Regions from separate parts of the Homo sapiens genome. Here region 1 is linked to region 2. The links are chromatin loops, found by intact Hi-C in ENCODE. Cell type or tissue: heart left ventricle. All regions are shown on one strand. Each heading gives the region's core, and the rest is flanking DNA. Links, peaks and the distances in the headings are about the cores only. Region 1 has its middle 50 kb from the start of LINC02435. Region 2 holds the start of LINC01091 (long intergenic non-protein coding RNA 1091).

Evidence for each region. Peaks named below come from ENCODE experiments on the same cell type or tissue, not always from the same donor. Only the 100,000 strongest peaks of a DNase experiment are listed, where the experiment ranks them.
Region 1: a loop joins it to region 2, with 2.8 times the contacts of the local background. A loop is called at or near these places in 41 of 110 quality-filtered maps.

What each region holds. Positions count from the first base shown.
Region 1 is chr4:123,567,188-123,576,392 of GRCh38, forward strand. No RefSeq gene overlaps it. Among named protein-coding and RNA genes, the nearest start is that of LINC02435, 50 kb to the left of the region's middle. In heart left ventricle, for the core only: no CTCF peak of the experiment used is centred there; no DNase peak of the experiment used is centred there.
Region 2 is chr4:123,648,210-123,657,414 of GRCh38, forward strand. It overlaps LINC01091 (long intergenic non-protein coding RNA 1091), which reads left to right and starts at 1,782. Exons shown (of 6, transcript NR_027105.3): 1 at 1,782-2,120; 2 at 4,578-4,693. In heart left ventricle, for the core only: no CTCF peak of the experiment used is centred there; no DNase peak of the experiment used is centred there; H3K4me3 peaks cover 1,005 bases; H3K27ac peaks cover 4,360 bases.

The DNA.
Region 1 (9,205 bases), core at 685-8,684, 81 kb before region 2:
CTCCAGATTTGTTCTTTTTGTTAGTATTGCTTTGGCTATGTGGGCTTTTTTTTGTTGTTGTTCTATATGAATTTTAGGATTGTTTTTTCTAGTTCTGTGAATGAAGACGATGGTATTTTGATAGGAATTGCACTGAATCTGTAAATTGCTTTTGTCAGTATGGCCATTTTCACAATATTGTTTCTACTCATCCATGAGCATGGGATGTGTTTCCATTTATTTGTGTCGTCGATAATTTCTTTCACCAGCGTTTTGAAGACTTCCTTGTCAAGATCTTTTACCTCCTTGGTTAGGTATATTCCTAAGTATTTTATTTTATTTTATTTTGCAGCTGTTGTAAAATGAATTGAGTTCTTGATTTGTTTCTCAGCTTGCTTGTTGTTGGTGTATAGCAGTGCTGCTTATTTGTGTACATTGATTTTGTATCCTGAAACTTTACTAAATTCATTAATCAGATCTAGGACCTTTTTGCGTGAGTCTTTAGGGTATTCTAGGTATGCAATCATATCATTGGCGAACACTGACAGTTTGACTTCCTCTTTAGTGGTTTGGGTGCCCTTTATTTCTTTCTATTGTCTGATTGATCTGGGTAGGACTTCCAGTACTATATTGAATAGAAGTGGTGAAAGTGGGCATTGTTGTCTTGTTCCAGTTCTCAGGGGGAATGCTTTCAACTTTTCCCCATTCAGTATAATGTTGGCTGTGTGTTTGTCATAGATGAGTTTTATTTCCTTGAGGTATCTCCCTTCTATGCCAATTTTGCTGAGGGTTTTAATCATAATGGGGTGCTCGATTTTGTCAAATACTTTTTCTGCATCTATTGACATTATCATATTATTTTTGTTTTAAATTTTGTTTATGTGATGTATCACATTTATTGACTTGCATGTGTTAAACCATCCCTGCATTCGTGGTATGAAACCCACTTGATCATGGTGTGTTATCTTTTTGATATGCTGTTGGATTCAGTTAGCAGGTATTTTGTTGAGGATTTTTATATTTATGTTTATCAGGGATATTAGTCTGTAGTTTCCTTTTTTGTTATGTCATTACCTCACAACACACAGATATTCTGTCATATTATTTATAAATATTTCTGTAAATATTGCTAAAAAGACTTAAAAAGAATCACACTCTTCTTCATAGAATGCACATAATATCTGTATTTCTCCATTTTGTGACATTAGTAGCTTTGATGATTATTATCTAGATTGGTGGTATTCCATTTTATCATTTCTTCTCCATTTATTTGCTGGAATACTTTCTATCATATTAGCTGTTTGATTATTCTGAGGGACAGTTTGCATAGGGAAGGCCAGATGGATGCTAGATCTATATTGACCCCCAACTCCCCCCACCCTTTTTTTTTTTTTTGTGACGGAGTCTCGCTCTGTTGCCCAGGCTGGAGTGCAGTGGCGTGATCTCGGCTCACTGCAAGCTCCACCTCCTGGGTTCACGCCATTCTCCCGCCTCAGCCTCCCGAGTAACTGGGACTACAGGCGCCTGCTACCATGCCAGGCTAATTTTTTGTATTTTTAGTAGAGATGGGGTTTCACCGTGTTAGCCAGGATGATCTTGATCTCCTGACCTCATGATCCACCCACCTCGGCCTCCCAAAGTGCTGGGATTACAGGCGTGAGCCACCGCGCCCGGCCACCAACTCCCTTTTTTAAAACTAGTTTCAGTGAGTTGGTTTCTTAACATTGGCCAAGTCAGTCACTTAGTTTTTAAATGTCGTAATGAAGTTATGAATGTTTAAACCTATTTGAATTTATTTGATGCATCTTTTAAAAAATCCATGCTCAAATTGTCTCCAAGAAGCCAGTGGGAGCCTTTTCAAGTTAGGCTTATAAATCTTTCAGTCATCTTCAATAGCTCTCTAATTTTCTGGTATGACAGGATGTTCTAGGCTTATCTTGTACATTTCTGGCCCTAAACCAGAAATTAGCTATTTTTCCAAGGAGCTTGAGTTTCCTTATGGGAAATGGTATTTTTTAGAAACCACAACCTAGATATGACGACTGCTCATTGATACTGAATTGGTTTATGTTTTAGCCTGCCTCCATTCTTTTCTCACTTCCTCCGTTCCTTCCTCTCTTCCTTCTTTTTCTTTCATTTTAAAGAGAAAATAAATGATTAGTTCTTACTGAGAATTACTTACTTGTTTTATCTTTCTGTATAAATTTGTGTCTAATTAATAATAGGTTTAGAATAATATAAAATATTATTAAAATACAATTGTAAAACAACCGTTTGAATTTATTTTGCAGTTCTTTTCATCTTTAGAGTATATACCAATAGGGATGTAGAAATCATTGTCTTTTAAAGTCACTTGAAAAAAATAGTTAAATTTATTTGCTTCATTTTGCTTTAGCATTGTAGTGTAGTTATTTTAGATTTATTTAATTTTGTTTTTAAAAATTTAATTATTTTTTAGAATTGACAAGTAAAAATTGTATATATTTATGGTGTACAATATGATGTATATATATTTATGGTGTACAATATGATGTATATATATACACACACATACGTGTGTGGAATGACTAAGCGATTTTAAATAAGCATTACTTCACATACTTATTTTTTGTGGTGAGAACACTTAAAATCTACTTTTAGTAATTTTCAGATATACAATATGTTGTTATTAGCTGCAGTCACCATGACATACAATACATCTCTTGAACTTATTCCTTCTGTCTAAGTGAAATTTTGTTTCCTTTGACCAGCATCTCCCCAATTTCTCCACCCCTCGGCCTCACTCCTGTTTATATGACTGATTTTTTATACTCTACATGTAAGTGAGGTCATGTGGTATTTGTCTTTCTGTGCCTGGTTTATTTCATTTATCACAATGTCCTCCAGGTTCATCTATGTTGTTGCAAATGAGAAAATTTTCTTTTTTTATAAGGCTGAATTGTATTCCATTGTGTACACATACCGTATTTTCTTTTTTCTTTTTTTTTTTTTGAGATGGAGTCTTGCTCTGTCACCCGGGCTGGAGTGCAGTGGCATCACCTCAGCTCACTGCAAGCTCCACCTCCCGGGTTCACACCATTCTCCTTCCTCAGCCTCCCAAGTAGCTGGGACTACAGGCGCCTGCCACCATGCCTGGCTAATTTTTTGTATTTTTAGTAGAGACGGGGTTTAACCATGTTGGCCAGGCTGGTCTCGATCTCCTGACCTCGTGATCCACCCGCCTCGGCCTCCCAAAGTGCTGGGATTACAGGCATGAGCCACCGCGTCTAGCCACACATACCATATTTTCTTCAGCCATTCACTCTTTGATGCACGCTTACCATGATTCCATGTCTTGGCTATTGTGAATAGTACTGTAATGAACAGGGGCTGACGACATCTCTTCAATATACTGATTTTATGTTGTTTAGATATATACCCCAGTAGTGGCTTGTTGGATCATATGGTAGCTCTATTTTTAATTTTTTGAGGGACCTCCATACTGTTTATGTATAATGGCTATATTTATTTATATTCCCAACAACAGTACAAAATGGTTCCCTTTTCTCCACATCCTCACCAACACTTAATCTTTCATCATTTTGATAATAGCCTTACTTTTGTTTTAAAGTTATATAAAACAAAGTATATTCAGAGAAGTTGGCCTCCAATCTCTGTCTCCCCTCTCCCATAGGTAATTTTTAAAAACTTCATGGTTTATCTTTCAATTTTATTTTACAGGAGCAAATATGTATAGATACTTGCATCTCGTTCACATCTACTTTCTTAGATAAATGTAAGTTTACTATACACATTTTCCTCCACCTTATCTTTTTTAACTATACAATTTATCTCAGCATTCACTGCTTAGCAGCAGGTGCAGCTATCTCTCATCCCTTTTAAGTTGCGTAGTTTATTCAACCAGTCCCCAAGTGATGGACATTTGAGCTGTTTCAAGTCTCACTTAAAGATTTCTGTATCTACTGACCAAAGCCTAAAGACATTTACATTGGATAAAAGTCTAATTCCAGCAAAGGGGCAAAATTAGATAAAATGACTTCTACAGTTTGGGTTGTATTCTCTTATTCATCATAGCATGTATAAAATAAGAGAATCTTCTTTGTTCAATAATACCAGGCTTAGGGAAACAACAGTAGGAGAATCAAGGCTATGTGGATTTTTAACTAGCCAGGTGGTTCTTAGTCCTGAATACTCAGATTGGTGTGTTTCCCTGACCTTAACTTTTCATGTGTAGATGGTAATGTGCTAGGAGTAGCTAAATTTTCAAAAGCTCATATGCTTAAATGACACAAATATTACCAATGGACAGCTGGCCTTTCATATCTTCTGGTTCTGCATCCACAAATTCAACCAAATGCAGATTAATGTATTTCCAAAAAAAGAGCCAATAAAAAATACAAAACATAATACAAATTTTAAAAAACATGCTTAACAACAATTTACATAGCATTTACATTGTATTAAGTATTATTAGTAACCTAGAGATGATTTAAATTATATGGAACAATGGAACAGAACCTAGAAGAAAAGCCATACCCCTACAGCCATCTGTTCTTCACAAAGTTGACAAATATAAGCAGTGGGGAAAGTACTCCCTGTTCAATAAATGGTGCTGGGATAGCTGGCTAGCCATATGCAGAAGAATGAAACTGGACCCCAATTTTCATCATATACAAAAGTTAACTCAAGATGGATTAAATATTTAAATGTAAGCCCTCAAACTATAAGAATCCTAGAAGAAAACCTAGGAAACACCATTCTGGACACTGGCCTTGGGAAAGAATTTATGACTAAGTCCTCAAATGCAATCGCAACAAAACCAAGAGTTGACAAGTGGGACCTAATTAGACTAAAAAGCTTCTGCACAGCAAAATAAACTATCAATAGAATAAATAGACAACCTACAGAATGGGAGAAAATATTTGCAAACAATGCATCTGACAAAAGTCTGCTATCCAGAATCTGTAAGGAACTTAAATAACGGGACAAGCGAAAACCAAAGAATCCCATGAAAAAGTATGCAAAAGACATGAACAGAGGACACACAAATGGCCAACAAACATGAAAAAATATTCCACATCATGAATTATCAGAGAAATGCAAATCAAAACCACAATGAGATACCATCTCATATGTCAGAACAGAAATTATTAAAAAGTCAAAAAATAACAGATGCTGGCGAGCCTGTGGAGAAAAGGGAGCATTTATACCCTGTTGAGTGGGAATGTAAATTAGTTCAGCCACTGTGAAAAGAAGTTTGGAGATTTCTCAGGGAACTTACAATAGAACTACCATTTGACCCAGCAATCCCATTACTGGGTATATATATTTAAAAAAATTGTTTTACCAAAAAGACACATGCACTCATATGTTCATTGCAGCACCATTCACAATAGCAAAAACATGGAATCAACCTAGGTGCCCATCAGCAGTGGACTGGATAAAGAAAATACCGTACATATACACTGTGGAATACTATGCAACCATAAAAAAGAACAAAATCATGTTCTTTGCAGCACCATGCAGCTGGAGCCCATGACCTTGAGCAATTGAATGCAGGGAGAGAAAACCAAATACCACATATTCTTATTTATAAGTAGAAGGCTAAATATTGGGTAAACATGAACATAAAGATGGCAATAATATATATTGGGGACTCCTAGAGGGAGGAGGCAGGGAGAGGGGCAAGGGTTGAAAAACCATTGACTACTATGTTCACCACCCGGGTGATGGCATCATTTGTACCCCAAACCTCAGCATTACTATTTGGGATCATTTGTACCCCAAACCTCACCAATATACCCATATAACAAACCTGCACAGGTATCCCCGAATCTAAAATAAAAGTTGCAATTATAAAAAAAAAAGTACATGTGAGGATGTGCATAGGTAATGTGAAAATACTGCCTCATTTTACATAAGGGACTTGGGCAGATTTTGGTATCTGTTGGGGTCCTGGAACCAATTCCCCACAGATATGTAGGGAGGACTGTACTATTCTTGGCCCCTCTGTTTATTTATCTATTATCTTTTAAATATTTATCTTTTTAAATGTTTATTATCTTTTTAATAAAAATGTCTTTATTATCTTTTAAAGAATGAATCTACCTTTGTGCATTCAAATATCACTTATATGCAGATGACTTCAAAATAATCATCTTCAGCTCAGGGATATCTCCAGGCACCTCCAGCCCAAGTCATCTAAAATGAAATGCATCATCTTGTATATTTTGCATACAATGTGAAAACATCTGCCCTATTGTCTATTCCTATTTTCAATAATGGAACCATTCTCCCAGGTTTAAAGCCACTGGTGCTATATCCTTATTTATTTATTTAGCCTTTGTGCTATCTAATTTGACCAAGTCTCCTAGGTTAGATATTGATTTACCTGGGCCACATGAAAACTTGGTCATGACAATCATACCCCAAAGACACCTTTTGGAAAAAAGTCTGTAATAGCAGCAATTTGTCTTTGCCGTTTTCCCATGGATCACTGTGTCAGATGAAGATATTAAAGGCATAGGGTCAAATGTGACTATTTGGAAGAAATACTGAATATGTGGAATAAAGGAATAAGAAAAATGATTTCAAAAGCTGGTATTAATGAGGTCCACTTAAACAAACGAAACTGATTAAATATCCCATGTGCTTTTATGAGAGAGAGTGCCCAGATGTGAGAGGGCTTGAAGCCACACCCAGCAGAAACACTGAAGGGCCAGGTGTGACGGCCAGCAGGAATGAGTTCTGCTACGAGAAATCAACCTCCAGTCCTCAAAAGGCTGTCATTAGAAGTACTAGAACCGTCAATCTTGGGAGGTTTTGTAGGAAGCAGAACCAGCACTAGTAGGTGATAGAGATGTGTCATCCAGGTTCGGCAGGGAAGCAGTGCCACTTTGAGTGTGGGCTGACATATTTATTATAGGAATTAAACCTTACTCAATTGTGGGAGGATCGGGGAAAGGAAGGCCCAGAAAGGGGAGTTGGAGGATCAGAGTGGAAGTCATTCATTTCAGACATGACTGAAGCATTGGCCTGGGTGGGCAAGCTGGAGCTTGCAGGAAAATCTGAGAAGATGAACCCTTCCAGCTGCTGACATGGGACTGTGAAGAGAGAATCGGTGCAGTGTCTTTGGGAAGCTGTTGCCTCAGGGGAGCTACTGAGAATTTGTAACCTCAGGGGAGCTACTGAGAATCTGTACCCAAGTGACTGGTAGTGGACAGCTGCTAGTCAGCAGGGCTAATAATTGGAAAGCACTAAATATGGGTCTGAGGAGAGAGAGGACCACGTGGATCCTGCCACACTCCTCTGCGTCTTTCTGTCAGTATGTCTGAGAATGAAGTCTTCATTTCTGTCTCAAATCTTGCCTGAGTTCCTTTTCTGCAACTCTTGTTTTTTGAGACAGAGTCATACTCTGTCACCCAGGCTGGAGTACAGTGGTGCAAGCATGGCTCACTGCAGCATCGAGCTGCTGGGCTCAAGCAATCCTCCCACCTCAGCCTCCCAAGTAGCTTGGGACTACAGGCAAATGATGCTGTGCCTGACTAATTTAAAACATTTTTTGTAGAGATGAGGTTTCACTATGTTGTCCAGGATGGTTTTGAACTTCTGTACTTCAGAGATCCTCCCACCTTGGTCTCATAAATTGCCAGGATTACAGGCATGAGCTACTATGCCTGGCCTGGCTACTCTTGACACAATCCTAGAGGGAAAGGAATTATGAGAGATGTCCTTACCAGACTAACCAACTTGACTACAGCATACCCAGCACAAAACAGAGGGAGAATTTTACACAATGAAAGAGAAAGAAAAAGATGGTTTTGAATCTGTCCAAGTGTGAGGTACCTCTAGAGATAATGAGGGAGTGACCACATGGCAGGGCAGGTGTAAATGGACTCAAGCACTGGGAATTTACTTTGCCCAAAGTTAAAAAAGAACTTCTACATGCTGCTACCATCAAATGTATCCATTTACCTACATCTGTGGCTGTGCACTCAACTTTCTGTTTCTCTGTCCCCCTCTATTTTCTGTGAACTGGTAGCTAGATTTAGAGACTTGATCCCCTTCAGGATAGATTATTTATTTTAGCAAGAAAAATCCAAAAGTGGTGCTTAGTGTCTGTGGTCTTTCTGTTTGTGACGTTAATGGCTACTTAATGCTCATTTCTTCATCTGGGGAAAGCCAGATCTCTTACCCTCTTTGCCATTGCCTTTTCTTTGAAGAATAAGTAAAACTTCATAATGCTGGCCAGAATGGGTGTCGCCTAGAGAAAAAGGCTTGTGCACACATGTTCTTATGCGCATGTATGTATCCACATATGTGCATTTCCACTACATGTTCTTGTGAAGATGAACTTTATTTTTGTGCTATTGCAAGAGACAGCCTGGGTTAGCTTCTTAATCAGCACCATTGGACGCCAGCTCAGAGAGACCATGTAAGAGGAAGAGCAGGACCTGCTGTGAGCAGTGTATTGTAAACATTTTTATGCCCAAGAGTAAGCATATTATCCTGCATACTTTATTTTTATACTGTGTCTTTGTACTGTGCCTCCTGGGGGATCAAACCAAATCCCTTCATTTACACTTCCCAGCTAGGTGAGGATGCACCGATTGGAGAACAGGGAGGCCCTGTGAATTAAGGGATCAGGCATTTGCTTTCATTGGCCCTCGTGCCAGCCCAGCCTGGGGACCTAGGTGAAGCGTCTTTGATGCTTTCACTTTATGGAAGTCCATAAATACAATTTGGTGGAGATCATACAGGACCAAACTAGTTTGGAAGCTAAATCACCTGTAATGTCTTGATGGAGATTTTCTTCAGCAGAGATGGAACTGACTCCTTTGCTGAGGTAGAAGAGTCAGGTATTATACGGTCTTAAATTGTTTATACTTGGAACACATTTTTATTGCCTTCACAAGTTAAAAGGTCCTGTTTCCCCCCCTGTTTGTTTCTTATGGATTTGGAGTTATCCACTGAAAGAAGGCTGCATTTTTCTGCTTTATAGTTTCTCCGACACAAAACTTCCCAAGGCAATTACAGGATTGACATGGGACGTATAGACATAGGGTTGGGAAGGAACCTGTAGACATCTTTCAGGAAAACATCGAAACCCCTAAAGAGAGAAAGAGTCCTGCTTAAAGACATCTGAATATACCAGAAAACCTTGGAATTGTTTGTTTATTAGCTTGATACATATGAAATTGCTATTTTCATATGTTAAAAAATGGTT
Region 2 (9,205 bases), core at 531-8,530:
CGGCCCTGTCAATACTGGTCTTTTCCAAGGGGAAAATCCAGGAGATCACACTCACCCATTTCTAGCTATTTTCTTATATAGCTCTAGTTTACTAAGAAAGACATTCAGAGACATTTAGTGTAATTATTGTTACTACCTTTTCTGCCATTAAAAATTATTTTATATGACTTAAAAGTGTATACTGTGTAAATAAAACTTTTTTCCACATGTCTACGGTACCTGGCAAGTCTCAGTTCATTATTTGTTGAAATGTTCACCTTAAGCATTAGGAAATCTGCATATTTCTTGCTATTTATCCTTAAAACAGAACAAAACCTCAATTAAAAAAAAAAATTAGCTGGGTGTGGTATCTCATGCCTGTAATCCCAGGCTGAGGCAGGCATATCACTTGAACCCAGGAGTTCTAGACCAGCCTGGGCAACATAGTGAGACCCTGTCTCTACAAAAAAATACAAAAAATTACCCAGGCATGGTGGCATTTGCCTGTAATCCTAGTTACCTGGGAGATTGAGATGGGAAGATCACTTGAGCCTGGGAGGTTGAGGCAGCAGTGAGCCATGATTGCACTGCCAATGGGAGACCCTATCTCAAAAAAACTGAAAAGGATTTAGACGTGTGTGAAGTTCATTCTACAATTCAGTGTGACACTTTTATAACCAAATGAGTACCAATACCCTTATGAACACACATATATAAAGGAAAGAAAATAAAGAGAGAAAGAAAAAGAAGAAAAAGAAATGTGGTTAGAACTCCTTGTTTCATTTTACTCTGACTTGATTATTTCCCAGGCCCAAATCTAGAACTGGAAGGTGGTAGCTTATTGTATCAGAGGTTAAGCTTGTGGCTTTTATTTCCTGCTCCATCTAGAACCAAGATGTCCAAAGAGTATGTTTGGAAGGACTTTTTTTTTTTTTTAAATGATTTCTAGCTCTGTCTCTAGTCAGAGAATATGGAGGAGTTTGGGCCAACTCCAGAAAACAACTTCAATGTAGAAAACCATGGAGCGCAAGGTCCTGCTTCCATATATTTATTTTCGTGGAGCAGGTGGCAAGTTCTCAAAATAATTTTGTCTGTGAGATACAGATATTTCTGGGACATTTTCATAACCAGCTTCCTGCAGTAATTAGCTTCAGAGCTGGAGTATGCTAGAAACTACTGGGCCCTGGGCAGTGGTTAAATTAGGTGTGAACGTAAGCTGGGCTGATCTCCATTGTGTAGTTAAAAACCAAAGGTGGGCACAGAGAGAGTATTTGTTCTGCCCTTTCTTCACCCACTGCATTTTCATTTCCCCTTTCTCTACTCCAGAGGCCTAATAAAGGACTCTAATGTACGATACTCAACACAGCTTTAAAACATCCACGCAGAGTACAAAATTGTAGTAGGAATTTGGGTTTTGTTTTTCTTTTGAGTTTAATATGACTTCCTAGGTTCAGCGTATTTTGTAATATATTTCTTAAACCGCAGGATCATGAGGGCAAATTCCCTTGGGGGAAAGTGGCTCTGTGAGTTGATTAGCACCGTTTGCCTGCTTCCTAACCCTCTTCTGCTCAGGTATTAGTTGTTCAGACAGCTGAGCTTCAGCTCAGCTCTCCAGGTCCTGCGCTCCATTTTAATGCAAGCCAGTGATGCAAAGTCCCCGGCTTGGCTTGTCAGAACTTGATAGCTCTGTAAACACTGAAATCCTTGTTGCCATAACACCAGGAAAAATAATATGGGCTCCTGCATATAAATATAACGAAGGCCTTGGGGAATGGGAGCATTTCTAAATGACTTGAAGCTCTGTCACGGCATAATCTCTTATAAATAAATGTCAGTGTAGTCACTGAATGCAGACTGGATTTTTGCCTGACTACGGTGCTCAGCCTTCTAGACAATAGTTATGCTAAGGGATTATCTTTTAACATTGTGCAGTTATCTCCTTTGTTTGTTTTCTTTTTTCATTATTCACATAAGCCAAGGGAAATGAAAAGCATCTTATTTCAGGCAAAAAGGCCTGTGAATGATTAACTCTGGTTCCATGCGTTGGGACTTTGCATAGCAACCCCGTGGCTTGCAACGACAAAAAAGCTCAAGGCAGGAACAGCAGCCCAGGGACCTGAGACCAGCGTTCTCAAATGAAGGTGGTGAGAAACAGATTAAGTATAAGCATTGTGTTTATGGGTAGAATTCTCTGTAGCTGGCCCATTTAATTTGGCATTCGTTTTACTGCACTTTTCTTGGTGAAGATGTGTTTTGCTGACCTTTACTCTTGCTTTTTGAATACATTTGAGAATTCAAGTGAAACTTGGCCATGATTATGGCATAATGTGGTTTATGTCACCATATTTTATGGGTTCTCCCTAATACTATCCCAAACTGGGCTAACTCTGGCTAATTTTATATTTAAAAATGGAAATAACAGATAGCTTCATAATAGCATGCAGGTTTAATTTTAGCTCAACTAAAACTTTGTTGGTAAATTTTGGCACTCTTGAAATTATATATAACAGAAAGCATTATATGAAATAAAGATAAACAAATGGTGTGATTATGTAATTCCAATTAAAAGCCTATAAGTATGTAAAGAACCCAGATTGTACAAATATGAAATCTGAAATCAATATCAATTCCATATCCTTATATAGACATTTGGTGCTTAAACATTTATACAACAAGGTCCATTTAAAGATTCGAGTTAAAAGAGTTAGAAGAAAATGAAATATAAGCTAAGGACAGAAGAAACATTTGAGAATTTAGAAAAAAGCAGTATAGTTATAATTGAGCCAAAATATTTAGGACACTTAAATTTAGACTGCAAGTCAATCCAGATGTTTATTTATTAATGTTAATAATGTTTCCAGTGTTGTTATACAATGCTAAATCCCAGGGGTTCTGCTTCTGAGTTTAAAGACAAATGCAATGATCTTTATTCTTTTCCAGCTCTGTTTTAATTTTAGGAGCTTTTCTATAGCCATGATTTTCCCATAAATGTGTTTGCAAAATCTCGAGCAGCTCCTGATGTCTTGCAGAAAGTCTGAGTGAAACACTGCTCTAGCAAAGCTTTCCATGTTCTGCATTGCTCTTCTTGCTTCCATGGCAATAAAGAGAGAAACTTGGCATAAGAATATAATCTGTTCCTGCCTGTTTCTCATCTGAAGTCATAAACCTCTGCCATCCCACCCAAGACTAGAATTTCAGCTGGCATGAAACAGCTGTCTGCTTACAGGTTTATTCCGGTAGTAACCAAAGACAAAACTATTTTAATTGAAGGCCCTAGGCTGTTCTCCAAACCCTCACAATCTCTGGGTCATCCCCAGGAAGAAACCATTGAGGAAAAGGTACAAGTTACATTCTTTCTTATAGTTTTTGACACACTGTATATTTATGAAGTTGAGAACATTTTACCCTTCTAATTTGACTACATTGGATGCCATGGAGAAAAGGAGGGTCACAAACTCAAAAGCCCTGAGGGTTCAGGCACACAAACTAAGTCAGCAGAGAGTAGGCTGCAGTGCATGGGTGGAGTGTCCTGTCCGAAGGGGCATCTGCTACTCTGCTTCACTTATTGCTACCATGTGGGAATGTGGAGGCCCAAGTTGCTAGATATTCTGATTTGTCAATAGAAGTTCTCAGTCCTGCTTTTTATGGGAATTCTGCATAGTTTTAAATGTGGGCAATTATTCTGAATAAAAATCAAAACATTATGAATGTTAACCCAAACATGGCTCTGGATTGGATGTCTGGGGCTGCTTGGGTTCAACCCCTAGACTTTGCTCTTGACTCACTACTGGTAGACTTTGCATTTATCATTTGCTTAGGTTCTATAACTGTCAAGTAGCATAATTTATTTACACATTTTCCTTCTTACTCTGGTTAGTACTGCATAAAGAACACAAGTTTTGGAGTTGGGGAGAGATGTAGATTTTACTAGTTCCAGATTTTACCAAATTGTGACTTGCAGCCTCTTAATCCCTTGAAAGCCTCTCTTATGCCATGCAGAAATGAAAACCTATTTTACAGGAAGTTTGGAGGATTAAATAAACTAATATGTAAAATAATTAGCCCAGCCCTACAGGTGCTCTTTGCTTAGTGTTACCATTCTGATCATTACTATTAAGAACAAACAATACCATAAAGTGATCCACTTTAGAAGACACAAGGACTCAATCAGAAAGAGTTTCTCTCAGTATAGGGAGAAGAGCCTCTTTGTAGATCTAACATGCAATATAATACAAAATTGTATCAAGAGCCATCTTCATGTTCTTAAAGAATTTTGGGATTTTGTTGCTAGAGAAGACCTTGAGGAAACAGAAACTCTGACAACTAGAAATGACAGAAACATCAATTTCATCAGAGACATTAATATTTGGAACCATGACAAATAATGCTTTCCTTGAAATTCACTGTGACATATTAAGAACGTAACTTGTTATGAAAATAAAACCAAAGACTATATCTGGAACTATGTTGTAAAGTAAAAGAATGTAGGCTAAATTTTTTTCCTATCCATTTCTGTGGGATTATTTACTTTGGAAATAAATGGATGAAAGTCACTTAGAACATTTCCTGTTTTTTTTTTTTTTTTTTTTTGTACCCAGCCAGATCTGCTGTTAGAGGAGAATTCTTCTGTCCTAGCTGTGTCTCTGTGATCTGTGGATGAGGGTGGGAAAGCACCACTCAGTCAATTGGGGTGTACAAAATGGAGTTTGAGAAGGTAAGTGATGTTTTCTCCATGCTTTCTGTTCAAAATTAAGTGCAATTAAATGCTTTTTTTTTTTTTTTTTTTTTTTTTTTTTTTTTTTTTTTTTTTGAGATGGAGTTTCACCCTGTTGCCCAGGCTGGAGTGCAATGTGCAATGGTGCGATCTTGGCTCACTGCAACCTCCATCTCCCAGGTTCAAATTCTCCTGCCTCAGCCTCCAGAGTAGCTGGGATTATAGGCACCTGCCACCACACCCAGATAATTTTTGTATTTTTAGTAGAGAAGGAGTTTCATCATGTTGGCCAGGCTGGTCTCGAACTTCTGACCTTGTGATCCACCCACCTCATTCTCCCAAAGTGCTGGGATTGCAAGTGTGAGCCACTGCGCCCAGCCGCAATTAAATCTTTAACATTCAAAGGAAGAGACTTTCTTCCTTCTTTCCTTTTCCTGGAACAATGGAAAGTAATAACAGAAAATAAATCAGTCTAACAAATTGTCTAGTGGTAAAAACAAAACAGGGTACTGATGTAATATGGTTCAGTGTATCTTGGGTCTTTCACATGACATGTCCTCTTGCTTAATAAGAGTTCTTTGACAGTATGATATTGAGTGGTGAGATTGTGTAATGGATTATTTGAAGTGTTCATCTATAAGCCATTCATATATTTACTGACAAAACTCTTTTATTTTTAAAGCTTAATGGCAGTTAGTGGTGGTTATATAGGAGTCTGCCATAAACTCCATATCTATATATGGGAGTTTATTTAGTATTAACTCACACGACCACAAAGTCCCACCATAGGCTCTCTGCCAGCTGAGGAGCAAGGAGAGCCAGTCCAAGTTCCAAAACTGAAGAACATGGAGTCTGATGTTCAAGGGCAGGAAGTATCCAGCATGGGAGAAACATGTAGGCTGGGAGGCTAGGCCAGGCTCTCTTTTCACATTTTTCTGCCTGCTTTATATTCTAGCTACACTGGCAGCTAATTAGATTGTGCTCACCAGATTAAGGGTGGGTCTGCCTTTCCCAGCCCACTGACTCAAATGTTAATCTCCTTTGGCAACACCCTCACAGACATGCCCAGGATCAATACTTTGTATCTTTCAGTCCAATCAAGTTGACACTCAGTATTAACCATTGCAGTAATGAATAATAATATCTCCATCTACCGTAAGATAGGAACTATACTAGGCACTTAAAGGACATTGCTTATAATACTCATCACCCTTTATGTGGTGATATGGTTTGGCTCTGTGTCCCCACCCATATCTCATCTTGAATTGTACTGCCATAATTCCCACATGTTTTAGGAGGGACCCGGTGGGAGATAACTGAATCATGGGGGCAGTTTTCCCCATACTGTTCTCCTGGTAGTGAGTAAGTCTCACGAGATCTGTTGGTTTGAGCAGTTTCCACTTTTGCCTCTTCCTCATTTTCTCCTTGACTGCTGCCATCCATGCAAGATGGGACTTGCTCCTTCTTGCCTTCCACCATGATGGTGATGCTTCCCCATCCATGTGGAACTGTAAGTCCAATTAAAGCTCTTTCTTTTGTAAATTGCCCAGTCTCGGATATGTCTTTATCAGCAGTGTGATAACGGACTAATAATACATGTAGGTCTTCACGTCCGTTATACAGAGGGGGTAAATGGAGTCTCAGGTATAAATGGCTTCCCTCAGGGCATGTAGATAATTATAGGAGGCTAGAATTGAGCCAGATTTGTTGTTCTAGGCTCCTCTACTGTACACTTTCTCAAGTATTTTAGGGAATAATTTGTCCCACTTGTGGGACAAATGAATTACTTAGAAATCATCAGCAGTGTCTGACAGACAGCAATCCAACAGCAAAAACAGAGGTAGAACAAGATCAGTTAACACATATCAGAGGGAAAATTATTCAAGATCCCTTGCTATTTCTTAGCAGAGAAGGAAAGGTATTCTTCCCCTCTTGCTGACTGTATACATGACATGAAAGGAAATGGAAAAGAATTGAAAATAAAATGGCCATGATAAGGTATAGAATAAAGAGAGAATGGGATTGACAAAAGCATAAAGAAACTAGCTTCCCCCTCTCCTTTTCTCTCATGAACTCAGGCTCTTAAAAATGAATTAAGGGGGCTGGGCGTGGTGGCTCATGCCTGTAATCCCAGCACTTTGGGAGGCCAAGGTGGGTGGATCATGAGGTCAAGAGTTCGAGACCAGCCTGACCAACATGCTGAAACCCTGTCTCTACTAAAAATACAAAAAAAAAAAAAAAAAAAAAAAAATTAGCTGGGCGTGGCAGCACATGTCTGTAATCCCAGCTACTCAGGAAGCTGAGGCAGGAGAATTGCTTGAACCTGGGAGGCGGAGGTTGCAGTGAGCAGAGATCAGACCACTGCACTCCAGCCTGGGTGACAGAGGGAGACTCCGTCTCAAAAAAAAAAAAAAAAAAAAAAGAATTAAGGGCTACTAAATTTGATTGTAGAAAATGTCACCTAACAGCACCTGGCATTCACTAGACAAGACATGGTCATTCAATAAATGTGTGAGCAAGTAAAATCTTTGGTAACTTTGTTTCCATTCTTTCTAAAGACTCTTTACTCCAAATACTTTTTTCAATCCTGGTTCAGATGTCCCCATGTTATGAAGAGTATTAGATGATAAATAAATCAAAGGGCCATCCTGAGTGCAGAAAGAAATTCTCATATCTCATTGCAGATAAATTAGCATGACAAAATGCCTCCACTCTTTCTTTTCCTTTGGAAAAAGATTTTGGGTTTTTTACTCATATGTCTGTGTATTAGTCTGTTCTCATGTTGCTATGAAGAAATATCCAAGACTGGATAATTTATAAAGGAAAGAGATTTAATTGACTCACAGTTCCACATGGCTGGGGAGGCCTCAGGAAACTTACAATTATGGCAGAAGGTACCTCTTGACAGGGTGGCAGGAAAGAGAATGAGTGCTGAGCGAAGGGGGAAGCTTCTTATAAAACCATCAGATCTTGCGAGAACTCACTCACTATCATGAGAACAGCATGAGCAGCATGATGGTTAAATTACCTCCCACTGGGTCCCTCCCATGACACGTGGGGATTATGGGAACTACAATTCAAGATGAGATTTGGGTGGGAACACAGCCAAACCATACAATTCTGCCTTTGGCTTCTCTCAAATCTCATGTCCTCATATTTCAAAACACAATCATGCCTTTCCAACAGTCCCCCAAAGTATTCCAGCATTAACTCAAAAGTCCAAGTCCAAAGTCTCATCTAAGACAAGGCAAGTCCCTTCCACCTATGAGCCTGTAAAATTAGGAGCAAGTTAGTTACTTCCTAGATACAATGGGGTACAGACACTGGGTAAATACACCCATTCCAAATGGGAGAAATTGTCCAAAACAAAGGGGCTACAGGTCCCATGCAATTCCAAAATCCAACAGGGCAGTCATTAAGCCTTAAAATTCCAAAATGACCTCCTTTGACTCCATGTCTCATATCTAGGGCATGCCGATGCAAGAGGTGGGCTCCCATGGCCTTGGGCAGCTCTGCTTCTGTGGCTTTACAGGGTATAGCCCTCCTTCCAGCTGCTTTCACAGGCTGGCAATGATTGCCTATGGCTTTTCCAGGTACATGCTGTAAGCTGTTGGTGGATCTACCAGTCTGGGGTCTGGAGGACAGTGTCTCTCTTGTCACAGCTCCACTAGGCAGTGGCCCAGTGGGGACTGTATGTGGGGGCTCCAACCTCACATTTTCTTTCCACACTGCTCTAGCAGAGGTTCTCCATGAGGGCTCTATCCCTGCAGCAAACTTCTGTCTGGACATCCAGGTGTTTCCATACATCTTCTGGAATCTAGGTGGGATTCCCAAACCTCAATTCTTGACTTCTGTGCACCTGCAGGCTCAACACCATGTGGAAGCTGCCAAGGCTTGGGGCTTGCACCTTCTGAAGCCACAGCCTGAGCTATACCTTGACCCCTTTTAGCCACAGCTGGTACTGAAGCAGCCAGGATGCAAGGCATCAAGTCCCTAGGCTGCACACAGCAGGGGGGCCCTGGGCCTGGCCCATGAAACCATTTTTTTCTCCTAGGCCTCTGGGCCTGTGATGGGAGGGACTGCCATGAAGGTCCCTGACATGCCCTGGAGACATTTTCTCCATTGTCTTAACATTCAGCTGCTTGTTACTTATGCACATTTCTGCAACAGGCTTGAATTTCTCCCCAGAAAATGTTTTTTTTTTTTGATTGCATCATCAGACTGCAAATTTTCCAAACTTTTATGCTCTGCTTCCTCTTGAATGCTTTGCCACTTAGAAATTTCTTCTGCCAGATGCCCTAAATCATCTCTCTCAATCTCAAAGTTCCACACATCTCTAGGGCAGAGGCAAAATGCTGCCAGTCTCTTTGCTAAGGCATAACAAGAGTTACCTTAGCTCCAGTTTCCAACAAGTTCCTCATCTCCATTTGAGACCACCTCAGCCTGGACTTTATTGTCCATATTACTGTCAGCATTTTGGTTAAAGCCATTCAACAAGTCTCTAGGAAGTTC